Linked DNA regions of Mus musculus: region 2 is linked to region 1. The links are chromatin loops, found by intact Hi-C in ENCODE. Cell type or tissue: heart. All regions are shown on one strand. Links, peaks and the distances in the headings refer to the core of each region. The heading gives the core; the rest is flanking DNA. Region 1 overlaps Scube1 (signal peptide, CUB domain, EGF-like 1). Region 2 holds the start of Gm33324 (a long non-coding RNA gene).

Region 1 (7,318 bases), core at 2,268-4,767:
TCATAGGATGGGGCCTTTTCATGTAACAGGCGCTCTGACTCCTAACGGGCTTCAGGTGCTGGGAAGAGCACCACAGAGATGAACGACTTCAGTCAGTCTCTGAGGTAAAGATGGACCAGCATCTTGCCCAGGCATGATGAAGCCCTTATGATCTGGTGGGAGGCAGTGGCCTTCACCAGAATGAGGGTGGGCAGCATTTCCAGTGACTGCTACCCAGGCCCTAGTCAAGGGTAGGTAGGGCAGGCGCAGGCCCAGGTTGTCGTTCGCACTGCCTGGCCCCTGGGTAGCATCTTAAAGAGCAACGAGACTTCAGGTGGCATCTTTTGGGCCAGGTGACCATGGCAGGGGAGAAAGCAGAGATGAGATTCCTCTGTGGGAACTACTAAAATGGAAGAGGGAGGGACTCATGTGTAAGTGCCTGACGTGGCCACTGTGACATCTCCAAGTCCAAGAAGCCAGGGAGCAACCACAGTCCTCAGGGGTGCTGTTGTAGAGTTCCAGACAGAAGCTAAAGATGTTCCAGCAGGGCTTAGGGACTCGGACCACACAAGCCAACAGGGGCTTCCTAGTGCACCTGAGGACCTGCCCAGGGGTTCTAGCTCACCAGTCAGGTGTACACTCTGATCTTGGCAAAGGTCCAGGGGACAATATCAAAGGGATGACTTCAAAAGTTCAGCGTTTCCCCGAGAGCCTGGGATTCATCATCGGGTAAACAGGTGGCTGCAGGGGGCGGTGACAGCTGGGAAAGCCCTAGGCCAACTACTTCATCAGAGCAGGTGGAGGCAGGGTGGGAAGCCGGAGCATTTGCCCAAGCAAGAGGCCAAGGGACTGGGGAGTTTACTCCAGACCTAGCTCTGCTCTGGGCCAACTAGCCCTGGGCTCCCTGTTTGGTACAGTGCTGATGAGAATCTTGCTAACTGACCCTTCCCCAAAGAGGACGCTCTTGACAAAGAGCGTCCTCTTGACTGGAGCCTAGAGTGCTTCTGATATGGCAGCCCCTCCTCCCACCATCTCCCAGAACAGCCTGGGAGAGCCCCCACCCACCAGCCTCCTTCTCCACCCTCAGTTCCCTCTCCCCCTCCCCCATGCCCTGGGCCAAACAGGCCACCTGCCAGGACTTTCATCAAAGTGGGAAGACTATATCCTCACCTGTCTTGCAAGCCAGCCCAACGTAGCCCTTGGCACAGAAGGGAAGAGGAGGTTGTGACCTGTGTGTTCTTGTGGCTCCCCCCAATCAGAGTACCCTATATACACACACCTGGGCCCAAGGCCTCTGTGCCCACTACTGTCTGGGATCCTTGCCTTGGTATTGACATCTTCTTTCAACTCTTCACTTGAGGAACATTCTTAGGAAGTCCCAGGGCCCTGAAAGCCTACCTCAGGGTCTCTGTGTCCCTGAGAACAGAGTCCATGACAACTGAGTGGCCTCTCTAGGACTGGGTGGGCAGAGTCATGAAGGTCAGCAGGGAGAAGTAGACAGTTGCAGAGGGAAGAGCTTGGGGAATCCCCGCCCCTCCCTGGGGGGGGGGGGGGCAGGAATGGTGGTTCTTATTCTGGGAAACCAAAGGCCTCAGCACACTTGGCAGATACACTGTAGAAGGTGGTACAGGTTGCCTGTGTGGGAGAGAGGGCGCAGGGTAAAGGGAAGAGATGAGAGAAACAGAAATGAAGGCTGAGGGGCTGGAGAGATGGATCAGCGGTTAGGAGAGCTGACTGCTCTTCTGAAGGTCCTGAGTTCTATTCCCAGCAACCACATGGTGGCTCACAACCATCTGTAATGGGATCTGATGCCCTCTTCTGGTGTGTGTCTGAAGATAGCTATGGTGTACTTGTATAAATAATAAATAGATAATATTTTTAAAAAAAGAAAAAGAAATGAAGGCTGAGGTCCATGTGAGACCAACAACAACAACAACACCCCACCCCCACTAGATTCTGTGCTAGAGAGAAAAGCAGCTTTCTCTCAACCGATGTAAGCCAGCTTCGAGCTTTGCTGACAGGCTCAGGAACAGACGGGATGTTAGTGAGGCTCCTAGGTCTGGAGGGTGAGGGATGGGGGCAGGGGGGAGCGTGACAAGAGTCCAACCATAGGCAGCATCCGGGCTCAAGTGATCAGGACATGAACAGAGAGGTTCACAGAGGTGGAGTGTTAGCTAGAAGCCCAACTCTCTGAAGGAGAAGGCTCCCTGTCAGTGGGAAACTGTAAACTGAGGCCACCTGACAGGCTTGCTCCTGAGGGCCACAGCAGGAGGGGCATCAAAATGGGTGTGGTCAGTGATCTGTGGAGTACAGACGCTACTCACTGCCTGCTGAAAGAAGAACTCAGGCAAAGAGGGGGTGTGGGGTGGGCCCAGCCCTCACTCACTCACTCACTGGGAAGGCTCACCCCCTCACTTCCTCCTGCACACAGCCTCTCCTCAGCAGGCAGCCAGCAGTGACACCTGCTTCTCCATGGCACTGATATTCCCAGCCCCAGCACTTTGGAGATGTGACTTCCTATCATCCTCATGGCATCTGTCTTGTGTTATAGGGACCCTTTCTATCCTCATCCGGGAGAGGAGGGGGAAAGCACAGTTTGCCCATGTCACCTGTGGCAGCCCCACTCGTTCCAGAACTCCTCCCTAGGTGTTTGGGTAAAGGGTCATGTCGGAATTGGGGGGGGGGACATCACTGTCCCTGTTGATTCCCCTAAAACAAGATACAGGCTTACCAATCACAGGGGAAGTCTGAGACCTTGGAGAGCCAGGATTTAGCTATTCACTCAGATTCTTCCTATCTGTGCTCAACTGGGGAGCTGAGGCTAGCCTAGGCAGTGATCAGCAGGTGGATCAAGGTCAATAAGGCAGGGTGGCACCCCCATTTCCCCAGGCCATCCCCTCCATGGTACCTGAGCCTATTCCCCTCTCCAACCTCTTCAGACATCAACGAGTGCTTGATGAATAACGGAGGCTGCGACCACTTCTGCCGAAACACCGTGGGCAGCTTTGAATGCGGCTGCCAAAAGGGCCACAAGCTACTGACGGACGAGCGGACATGCCAAGGTAAGCGCCCACCAGACCCCAGGAACCACTCACAGTCACTGGCCATGGTCAATGACCCTTTCTTCCAGATTCTTACAGACTCCTGGAGAGCAAAGCGCTCAAAGTGGGTAGCTCAAGATGCAGAATTCTCTAGAACTTGGTGCCTGTGCTTGTTGACCTGTCTTTCATGACTTATAGCCACACAATCCAACCCCTGCCTCCTGTCCCCTTTATGGATAAGAAAAGATCTGGAAATGAATGGTGGTGCTTGCCCCAATTCCAGCTGGAACATAATTGTAAGATTGAGTCTACACAATGAGACATTATCTAAAATGCATATTTATGGGAAACTAAGGCCCACTGGCCCTCCCTTCCTATTTACACCTTCCCTGTGCCGGCTCTGAAGGCACAATACTGCCTTCTGGTGGAAGACATGGCACATCACAGACACTTTCCAACAGTGGTTTGGATAACTCAAACCTAGTGGCCCCTAGGATGCAGGGATCCCAGGAGGAGGGTGATCAGGGAGATTCCTGGGAAAGCCACTGGTGACATGCTGGACAAATCATTTCCCAAGAGAAGCAGGAAGTTGCACCCTTAGGAGTGGGAGTTTGGGGTACACGAGACCTCAGTGGGGCTGAACAGGGCCATTGGGGAGGAACCAGGTTCCCTGGAGGACTAACCTCAGGAGAAAACATGAAACACATCAGGGCCTCAGTTCTAACTCTGACTCTCCTATCAGGGTCTGGCTGTTTTGTTCCCAGGAGGCCCCAGTAGTTTCAGAGTAGGCAACCCTTAAGTTATTAGACTGGCAGCCTCTGCGTTTGAACAGCGAGGCCCTCAAGTCCCAGGTCCTGGTAAGAGGAGGTCAGTTACCAAGGTCAATGTGACCTCCGACTCACTGGGGCAGGGCTCCAACCACAGCCTCCCCTCATCCAAGCCTCGTTCCCCTGGAAAGCATCCTGGCCCCTCTCCTCTGGATGCAGGCTGGTCAGGCTCCCGGCAGCTGGCCAGCCCTGAGAGCTCCTCCACACTCTGGTTTTGTCTCCCTGTTAGTTTACCGAGCTCTGCAAAGGGCCAAGAGCATCAATTCTCAACCTGTGAGCCACAAGCCCTTTGAGAGTCAAAGGACCCTTCCACAGGGATTGTATGTATCTCAGATATCCTGCATATCAGATGTTGTACATTATAGCTTATAACATAGCAAAATTATAGTTATGAAGTAGCAATGAAATAATTTTATGATTGGGGGTCACACAAAATGAGGGACTATATTAAGAAATAACAGCATCAGGAAGGTTGAGGGCTGCTGGCCAAAGATCCTTTGACTTTGAATCCTCAACTGCCCCTGAGGGAGCAGGCAAGGTAGTAGGCGCACTGAGGCTCTGTATCACAGCCTTGCTAGCATCCTCCCTACCCAGCCCCATTTGTGTCTCCACCTTTTTCCAACTCATCTATCTGAAGACTCCTCAGGTCCAAGCTCCTTAGGGACCCTCGTACTATCCCAGTGCCCTTTGACCTTCATACAGCCTCCTGGCCTCCCTGCCTTTGCCTGGGGCATCCTCCTCCATTCCAAGCAGGACCTATCCGTGACCCAGGAGGTCCTCCCAGACCCCAGGGAGACCTCACACCCTCACTTGAGCACCCATGGCACAGCATCTTCCTTGCATTAGTGTCTTATGAGCACATACATAGAGGTATGACACCACTAGAGCTAGAGCCAATGTGTTCAAAGAACAAACTCTTAACTGCTGTGCCTGTGGAGGGTCAGGTCAGTGTCTATTTCACAAGCTTCTCAGGAGAAATGGATCCAATGCTTATAGGAAACAAGTCTATCCTAGGCACAAACTCTAAGAGAAATAACTATTATACATGAGTCACTGTCCTGTTACAATGAAGAGACGCCATGACCAAGACAACTCTTATAAGAGAAATCATTTAACTGGGGGCTGGCTCATAGTTGCAGAGGGTCAGTCAGCCCATTATCATCGAGGAGAGGAGCATGGTGGCAGAGGAGTAGCTGAGACCCACCTCCTGATCTGTAGACAGTTAGACTGGCCCTGATGTAGGTTTTTGAAACCTCAAAGCTCATCCACAGAGACACACTTCCTCCACCAAGGCCACACCTCCTATTCCTTATAATCTTTTCTAACAGTTCTGTTCCCTAGTGACTAAGTATTCAAGTATCTGAGCCTGGGGGGGGGGGCACTCTTATTCAAACCACCACATTCTACTCCCAGGCCCCCAAAGGCTTGTAGCCATGTCATAAGAAAAAATGTACCAGGCAGTGATGGATCATTGCTTTAATCCCAGCACTCAGGAAGAGGCAGAGGCAGGTGGATCTCTGTGAGTTTGAGTCCAGCTTGGTCTACAGAGTGAGTTCCAGGAAAGTCAGGGCTACATATTGAAACCCTATTTTGTCAAAAAAAAGAAGAAGAAGAAGAAGAAGGAGGAGGAGGAGGAGGAGGAGGAGGAGGAGGGAAGGAAGGAAGGAAGGAAGGAAAGAAAAGGAAAGGAAAGGAAAGGAAAGGAAAGGAAAGGAAAGGAAAGGAAAGGAAAGGAAAGGAAAGGAAAGGAAAGGAAAGGAAAGGAAAGGAAAGAAAAGAAAAATGCATTTAGTTCAACTTCAAAAGTCTCCATAGTCTTTCACAGTCTCAAGACTGCTTAAAAATCCAAAGCTGTTTCTGAGACTCAAGGCAAGCTCTTAAGTGTAACCTATAAAATCAAAATTAAAAAAAACAAACAGATCACATACTTTCACTAGACATTACCAGAGAAACAAAGGGGACCCTAGTGAGGAAGAACTGGACCAAAGCAAAAGCAAAAAAGCAGCAGGCAGTCACCAAACTCTGTGTCGCCATGTCTGATGTCAGATCTCTTAACTTCTTTTAGCTCTGTTGACTGAAACACACCTCTGTGTGTCTCTGTCTCTCTGTGACTCTGTCTCTCAGTGTATCTCTTAATGCCGTTGTCTCTGCCTCCCGCTGGCTGGTTCTACTCCCTGTTAGCAGCTCTCCTTGGCAGGTATTCCCATGCTTTGGTATCTCCAACATTTTCGGGTCTCCATTGAAATCCAGGTTTCCTCTTCACAGCTCCATACAATAGCCTCTCTGAGCCTCCAAGCAGGGACAACCCTAACACATGCCTGCCTGGCCTCAGCAGCTTCCTTACAGTTCCACCCATGGAGGTGGGAGTGGGGGCACGGCGCAGCGATTCTACAATCCCTTTCTTGTATTCTCAACTCTAAAGCCTGAACCAATGTTCAGCCGATGTTGCCAAGTTCTGCTTTGGGGGGCTGGGGAACTTGGCCCCCTGTTCAATAACATTTGAATCAACTCTCCGGGTTGATGGTTCCTTCCCCAGCTTAGGCTGTCCTTTTTACAACTTGGAAGCTTAGCTGGGAGGGGCCTTGCCCCGAGGTCACCACGCCCTTTATTCCATTCAGCATCTGCTTTCCTTTAAACTTTTGATCCCCTGGCGCTCAAGACTTGGCTCCAATATCACCTTTTCTGGTGTCCTTTTCTCCCCGTGCCCCACGTATGTGTTTCTCTTTGTCCAGCTTGTTTCTTTCCATTAGAGATCTTCATAAGAGTGACCACTAGCAACCACATCAATAAAACAGTTGATACCAGGTTGTCTTGAAATCCCCTCTGTCATTAATCAAAAAACAAACAAACAAACAAACAAACACTTTAGTTTAACGCCAGGTAGGTTTCTAGGACAAGGGCAAAAAAGCAGCCACACTTTGCCAAAATATCCCAAGAATGTTCTCTGAGCCACTTATTAATATTCTTACCTTTCGAAGTTTATTGAGCTGGGCCCCCACCATTGAAATCACCCTCAGCCCTGTCTTCCATGTTCCCACAGGATGGCCCACTAAGTCCCACTTAGAGCATTCAACTGCTTTTCTAGTCCAAACTCCCAAAATCTTCCATAGTCCTCCAGCAAATAGTAGAGTCAGGCCTGTTACAGCAATACCCCAGTCCCCGGTACCTATTATGGGACGGCTGATGTGCAGGCAACCCATGACTCTCCATTCCCTTTGGACTTTGGCTGCCCAAGGAAATTCATAGTCAAATGGCTTGTGCTATCAGAGCTACTTTTTAAAACCTTATGTGTAGTATATTCCCTCTCCCCTCTTCTATCGGTGCCACATTCCTAACCTCTCCGAAAACATCTTCGGGTGGCAAGAACACACTTTGGTCAACATCACGAGTTTGTATTCCATTTCAGCTTCCTCTTGAGGGTTCTTAAGCAAGTCCCAGTCATTTTCCTTCCTGGCATATGTACCAAGTTGC
Region 2 (7,318 bases), core at 3,176-5,675, 120 kb before region 1:
TCCAAGCCCCAAAGGAGGCTTTTCTCTAGAAGGACCAGGACCTTTCTGGATTAGGGGAAATTTTTAGGTGACTATTTTCTCTCACACAGAGTAATGAATGGCTCTTGGTACACACACACACACGCACACGCACGCACACGTGCGCGCGCGCACATACACGGCACTAAGACTATTGGTTCGTCTGGGGTGGGGAGCCACATAGAGCTTTCATATTCTGTTCTCTGCCGTTGTATGGCTTGCTTCCTGGGCTCCCCATTTGCCTGCCTGCCTGTCTTCTTTCCTCCCAGATCTTAGGTATTCATGATTTTAAACATGTATTCTTCTGCTGCTTTGTGTGTGGATATGCATGTGTGCATGTCTGTGCATGGACAGGTTGGGTGTGTGCATGTGGCACCCAGGGGACAATCTCCAGTGTTGTCCACCTTGCTATTTTGAGGTAGATCCTTCTCTGGGACCTGGAGCTTGCTAGTTATGTTAGAATAGCTGGCCAGTGAGCCCTGGAGACCTCCCTGTCTCTGCCTCCCTAGCGTGGGATGTTAAGTGTGTACCATCACAGATGGTGAGCACTTAACTGACTCCACCCTGTCCCTGCTCCTTATGTGTCCATTTTAAACAAATGAAGTGTTTCTCAGGCTCCTCCTCTTTCTTCAGATCCCTTCCATCTGGCCCCTGCACCCCTGCCTTGTCAACCCCAGGCTCTCCCTTGAGTGCTCATCGCCCCACCTGGAGCTGCCCACAGATGATCCCTGACGGGGAAAGCTAAGAGCAGACACCTACCCTAGAAAGCCTGCCTTGGAATGGGACGCCCCTGACATTCATATCGGCTGAGTGTGGGAACTGACGCCACCTGCTGGCACAGGTGAGAATTGCGTGCTGGTGCCTTCTCGCCAGGTCCCTACCCCTGGGCTTATATCCTGAGCCCCTTCAGGTGATACAGCGCCATCCTCCCAATGAGCGTCTCCCAGCAGCTGCTTAGGGTGTTTTTTAAAACGTGATATTTTCACAGGTTCTGAGTATTTCTACTTTATGGTTCCTTTACTCCCCGCAGTGGGAGGGGAGGGACCTGCCTGCTCTGTGCTAGGTAGCAATCAGGGGTGCAGAGGCCAGCCAGCCATTCTGAGGAATGGATTCAGCAAGTCCTTACACAAGACAACATTTAATTACGATGTAGCCATGCTTAATGAGGAGCGGGTAACGCTGTTTGACATTCCATCTGCTCTACAAGTAGACTTGATTGCTACTACCACACAGCATATAAGGTGTGTGGGCTCAAATAAGGACTCGACTACCAAACCCCATGAGTCTAGGAGGACTCACTTACTACCAGGGTATAGCAACCCCCTACCACCGCTGCCTCAGGGAGGGGGAAAAAGTGAGTTTAACAAGACCCCAGGGAACAACTTTTTTCGGTTTCAGCCAGTCATAACTAGTGCCAGGATTGGACCAAGCTCCCTCCCAGAGATGCACTAGGGGACAGTGAAGAGAACATTGGGTCTCCAAATACTTTCCCCCAGGACCACATTCCTCATCTCTCTCCTTATCCCTTTCTGACAAGCAAACCCAGAGACTTCATGAGGAAGGAGCCCTATCGTGAAAGCATGACACTCCGGGGACACCTAGGAATAATCACCTCCTCCCTGCCTCAGTTTCCCCTCCTGCAGAGGTCACCCTGGAGAGTGGAAAGGCTTATCTGAAGTATCATTTAACCCTTCCCGGCCACCTCCTTCCACCAGAGTGGAGACACAGAGACCCCAGTGCATGCCCTCAATGGTCTGCATCCCTGATTCCTACCTAGCACAGAGCAGGGGGCAGGGTTCTTAGCTCATCCCCAATTCTTTGTCACAAAAAGGTGTCAAGGACGGTGTCGGGACCAGAGTGCAGCAGAGGGTAGAGCACCTAGGACATTGTTAGCACCCAGTCATCTCCAATGGAAGCCATGGGGCAGGATGGCTTGGGCCAGATTCCCGGTATAGGGTGAGGCCAGGACACACTAACACTATCACACCTTGATGGTCACAGCACTACTATGCTTACTATGTGCCAGGCTTCCCATGGATTGGCCTAATCATTTCTCATATGTGAACCACAGCCACATGATATGTGCTGTTCACCTATGGGGAAACTGAGGCCCAAGTGTTAAAACCACTGGGACATCCCAGAGCCTGGCTCTGAATTCACAACTTCAAAAAATAATGAGAGAGGTGGCCTAGCCACACCCATCTCTGCTTCCTTGTTCTGCCCTGGTCCTACCCTTGCCAAAACTGCTGAAATCTATTCCCTGAAATCTATTCCCTCACACACACACACACACACACACACACACACACACACACACACAACTGCTTTTGACTGGAGAAACTGAGGCTCAGGGAAGAAATGACACTCTCAGTGTCATATATCACTGGGGCATTGTGCGAGTCTCCACACAAGGTCAGTTTGGCTCATCAGAACAGTCCAGCCTGGCCTGCTAAACAATTTATTGCTTTTTTAAAAAACAAAAACAGAAACAAAACAAAAAAACTTAGCCAGCACTTCCTCAGTGTGGCCATAGGGGGGCAGTAGCACCCCATTCATTTATAGTCTGGCAGGGTTTTTTTTTTTGTTTTTTGTTTTTTGTTTTCTGTTTGTTTTTTGTTTTTGTTTTTGTTTTTTCCGTTTTCGCTTTCTCCCCCCCCCCCCCTTTAAACCGTGTGCAGCCTGAGATGGGGAAATCCCACAGCATGGAGACAGAGAGGGGCAGCCTGCCTTGGTGCAAACACTGAAAAAAGAAGGGTGAGGTGGTTTGAAGGATCAATAGAGGCCGGGTCTGTCTTGACGCATGCGGGGAGTGAATCCCTGCCCATCTCTGGGTCTTGGTTTCCTTGTAAAAATGTACATCACTGAGCAGGGGCTTGAAAACTGACAACCTCATGCCTGTTTGGCCAACACAAGGTTTTTTAAAACTGTTCCTTGCTTGGCTGTCTCCTCCCTTTAGTCCTCTGGCCTCTGCCGACTCAGAAACAGGCTCTGTGGGCTTGGACTGGAGAGAGAATCAGGGGCCATCAGAAGTGGAGTCAGCTCCAGAGAACCAGACCTGGAAAGCCTGGCCTGCCTAGCCACCATCGGGATGAGCCTGTGGTCCAAAGAGGCATCCCTCAGCCTCAGCCTCGGGCACCATGACCGCAGGCTGTTTCTTCCTTTGCTTTTGTTGTTCTTCCTCGGTAGAAATAGGTGTAGCTGGGATAGTGAAGTTTGAGATAGTGTGTGTGTGCATGTGTGTTTGTGTGCACACAACTGTATGTGTGTGTGTGCACGCGCGGGCAAACACGCACATGAGCGCACATACACGCATGCGCACGTGTGTATGCTTATGCACTCGCTGCAGGGCCTAGGGCAGATTTACAGGTTTGGAAGGAGAGATGGTCAAAGGTTTGGTTGTGGAGGGCGTATTAGTGAGGGCTCTCTAGAGGAACAGAACCAGTAGAATGAATGGACATTTTTCTTTTTTCTTTTTTCCTCGAGACAGGGTTTCTCTGTATAGCCCTGGCTGTCCTGGAACTCACTTTGTAGACCAGGCTGGCCTCGAACTCAGAAATCTGCCTGCCTCTGCCTCCCGAGTGCTGGGATTAAAGGCGTGCGCCACCACTGCTGGGCAAAAGGGGGGTTCTTTAGATTAGCTTACCCGAAGCACACTGGGTAAGTCAGCAATGACTGTCCACACATTGAAGAGGCAGAGAACCAGGTAGCTGCTCAGCCCATGGATGTGTCTCAGCAGGTCCAGTCTTACCCCAAAAGTCTGGAGGATCTCTAGAGAGTCAGTCACACTGGTCCTCAGTTTGCACTGGAACTGTAGACGTCTGACTGTGGCAGCAGCAGCAACAGCAGGGTAGAGGCACTCACCAGTAAGAGGTAAGACAGGGAGGCAAACTTTTCCATCTATCTGGGCCACTGGCTGCAGGGTGCTGGACACCCTCAGGATGGGCCTGTGGTCCAAAGTGCATCTCATGAATGGAGGCTCGTTGTGTGTGTAAATCTACCCTAGGTCCTGCACATGAGTATAGCACACATACACAGTTCCCTCCTGCACTCCAACGGGCTGATGCCTGAGAAGTTCTACACTCCAACCCCAGGCAACTGGATAAACACAGCCTTCTAAGGCTACAGGACCGGAAGACACCAGAGACTAGCTGAATCCCTGGTCTCAGGTCACTCCAAGATGAAGTCATGTGAAGGTGTTCTCAGATAGGTCTCAGTAGATTAGTCTTGCAGACCTGGGACACATGTCCCCACTACGGCAGCCCATGTTCTGGATGGACAGTCTATAGGGACAGTGTTAGGGAGGCCCATGGAACGGGCTGTTGAACCACTCCCTCTTCTGGCAGCAGGAAGCCATCATTAGGTCCTTGGTGGTAGAGAGAAAGCTCCAAGGGCTGGGGTGAATTGTCCCTGCTTGGTGCAGGAGAGACAGTCCTTCTCTCCATCTTCTAAAGAGTTCTGGACTAGAACACACTTTTCCATGCCTGGTGGTGTTCCTGACCCTGGGCCACTACCAGCCACTGGCCAATTGGAGGCTACAAACACACCCTCTACAGTGGAAGGAAATATGTATCGACTCCAGCAAGAGCGAAGGGAAGAAAGCTGGTCAGAGCTGTCCACCTAGCAGAAGAAGAAAAGGTCCAGAGACAATTTTCTGCCTGAGGAGAAAAATCCATTTTAAGGGGAAGGCCAGCAATTCTGCACAGCGGGGAGTGCACTGTGCAATACCATCGATCGGCCACTGGGGGCACCTGACTACACAGGATAGGAAGTCCGAAACCCTATCCTGAGTGTTCACAATCATAGCAAAAAAACGATGGGGGTCGGGGTCGGGGTCTGGAGAACCAACAGCAAGGAAGATACAAGACTTTTCATCTAGCTTGGGTGGCCTCTCCAGTCTCCAACAGGAAAGGATATGGTCACTGTCCTCCACAAAGTTTACAGTCATTACCACCTCTATACTGCTCCTCCAACTGCACCCACCCTTGCTGCCGCCACCCCTGGTGCCACCCCCACCCCCGCTACCCACCCTCGTTGCCCCATCCTTCCACCGCCGCTGCTCACCCCATACCTGATTCCCATAGCCTAGGTAGGCCCTATGCTGCCTCCTGCCCAAATGCAAGCCTTGAGCTAACTCCCAAGTTTTTGTCTGATGAGCAGTGCTGTCTGGACTTCCCAGGTCCTGCAGAGAGCTGGGGACAGATGCAGCTGTAAGAGAGATCTTGAGGACAAACCCATGCCTATATCCCGCCAATTCACAGACTGGCTCTTCCGGCATCCGTCCGAGGTTGGATATTGTTTCCTCTAAACCCTTACTGTCTTCTCTGTTTTCTATGGCTATAGCAGAACCCCTGAGGCTTGGTAATTTGTAAAGAAAAGAAGTTTCTTGATGCCCGGGATTCTAAAGTTTGGGAAGTTTGAGAGCAAGCAGTCACATCGGGAGAGAGCCTTGGGCTGCAATGTTACCAGGGAGACATTGGAAGAGCATTCACTGTGAGAGGAGGAAGCATAATGTGAGGGTGGGGAGAAGGTTCAGTGGTTAGAGCACTTGAGGACCTGATTTGAGTCCCCAGCACCCACATAAAAGCTGGCCCTGGCTGCACAGGCCAGTAGGGGACAGAGACTTGGGGACAGAGACAGGCAGATCCCCAGGCTAGATTTGGCCAGCTAATCTAACCAAAACCCCATGAGCCTCCTGTTCCCTGAGAGACCCTATCTCAAGGCAATAGGAGGAGGGAGGGATGGGAACACATAGCTCCTTACTCTGGGTTCTACATACACATGCACTCTGGGCTCTGCATGTATGTACATGGTTGCCCACACTCACATGCACTCCAACACACACACACACACACACACACACACACATACACACAGAGAGAGAGAGAGAGAGAGAGAGACTGAGAGAGAGAGACTACAACCAGTCTCACCTTTAACAACCTGCTGTTGGGGTAACTCCTCCAGGCCCAAGAGTTCACTCACTGCTGCGGGAACTGACCCAGTCACAAGAGAAAGGTTTCCGTTCTTCTTAGCTATGGAACCAGCCTGAGTTCCAGAGGGGACAAACCATCTTCAGACCACTCTTCCTGAAGGTAGGATTCAGTCCCCCCACCCCAAGCCCCCAACTCCACAGCCACACAGAGACTGACATGACCCCCTCCACTCTACCAAGGAACCTTCTAGAATAACATCATCTCTGCCATCTTTGGCGGGAGCAAGAGTCCATCCAGATTAAAAACAAAAAAACAAAAAAACAAACAAACAAGAAACCTCTGGGTTCTTTGTGTGGCTCATGACTGCTGGTATTGACCAGTTTGGTCCAGTTTGGTCCCTCCCACTGGCTTCTGAGCCCAGCCCCACCATGGACTCTCCCTAACTCCTTCCATTACAATTTTTATCCTGTAAGCCACGAAGCTGGTCCTGCATATTTGTTTACCATCTTTCAATGTTTAAAACTGTGATTGCATTGGATGTGAGAAGGTTATCTATAAAACTCCTGCTAAAAAATGGAGACATCTCCACCCATAGTGAGGTCCTCCCCCCTCCCCCACAGGACGCACTCACCCACTAAATCCAGCAAAAAAAACCCAGCACCTCCATGCCCTGAGTATCTCCTGTCACTGTGCATATCTGGTCAGTCTAATCCCATTATGTCATTCACACTGGCCTCACATTCACAGCAATCCTCCTGTCTCAGCACTACAGAGTACAAAGATAACTAGTGTGCCTGCCACCATGTCCGACTCTGCCCTGAGTTTCACATATTTCTTTGTGTCCCTTGAAAGACTAACTCTGGTTTCATCTTGTTTTGTTTGTTTCTTTAGTAAAACATACTTAATATAAAATTCACCATCTGGCCCATTTTCAAGTACTCTGTGCCCCAGCCGTAAGTGGTATTCATTGTGGTACATCCTTCAGTGCTGTCCATCTCCAGAACTCCCAGTATATCTGGCACATGCTGTTAAATTACAGTTTCTAACTGGTGGTGGTGTATGAACGTGAAATTGGAGGCTGGAGAGATGGCGCAGCAGTTAAGATCCTTTGTCTCCCTTGCAGAGGATCTGAATTTGGTTCCCAGCACCCACTTCAGGAGGTTCAACCTCCAGCTCATGGGAATTTGGTGCCCTCTTCTGGCCTCCAAGAGCACCTGCATTCATGTGCATGCATATGCTTCGATGCACCCGTACATATACTTAAAAGCAAGAAAAGTAAACCTTTAAGAACAAAACTGCTTTTTGCATTTTTATATGAAACAAATTTACCAGATTCTCCTAGTGATTTATAATTTGATTATTTTGTAATT

What was found. A loop is a pair of places that touch in the nucleus more often than their neighbours do. Peaks named below come from ENCODE experiments on the same cell type or tissue, not always from the same donor. Only the 100,000 strongest peaks of a DNase experiment are listed, where the experiment ranks them.
Region 2: a loop joins it to region 1, with 7 times the contacts of the local background. A loop is called at or near these places in 18 of 42 quality-filtered maps.

What each region holds. Positions count from the first base shown.
Region 1 is chr15:83,630,394-83,637,711 of GRCm38, reverse strand. Scube1 (signal peptide, CUB domain, EGF-like 1) reads left to right here. Exons shown (of 22, transcript NM_022723.3): 8 at 2,919-3,041. Among named protein-coding and RNA genes, the nearest start is that of Ttll12, 39 kb to the right of the region's middle. In heart, for the core only: a CTCF peak has its summit at 3,444 (motif pointing left); no DNase peak of the experiment used is centred there.
Region 2 is chr15:83,754,379-83,761,696 of GRCm38, reverse strand. Gm33324 (a long non-coding RNA gene) reads left to right here and starts at 4,679. Exons shown (of 3, transcript XR_384284.3): 1 at 4,679-5,302; 2 at 5,980-6,107. In heart, for the core only: a CTCF peak has its summit at 4,731; no DNase peak of the experiment used is centred there.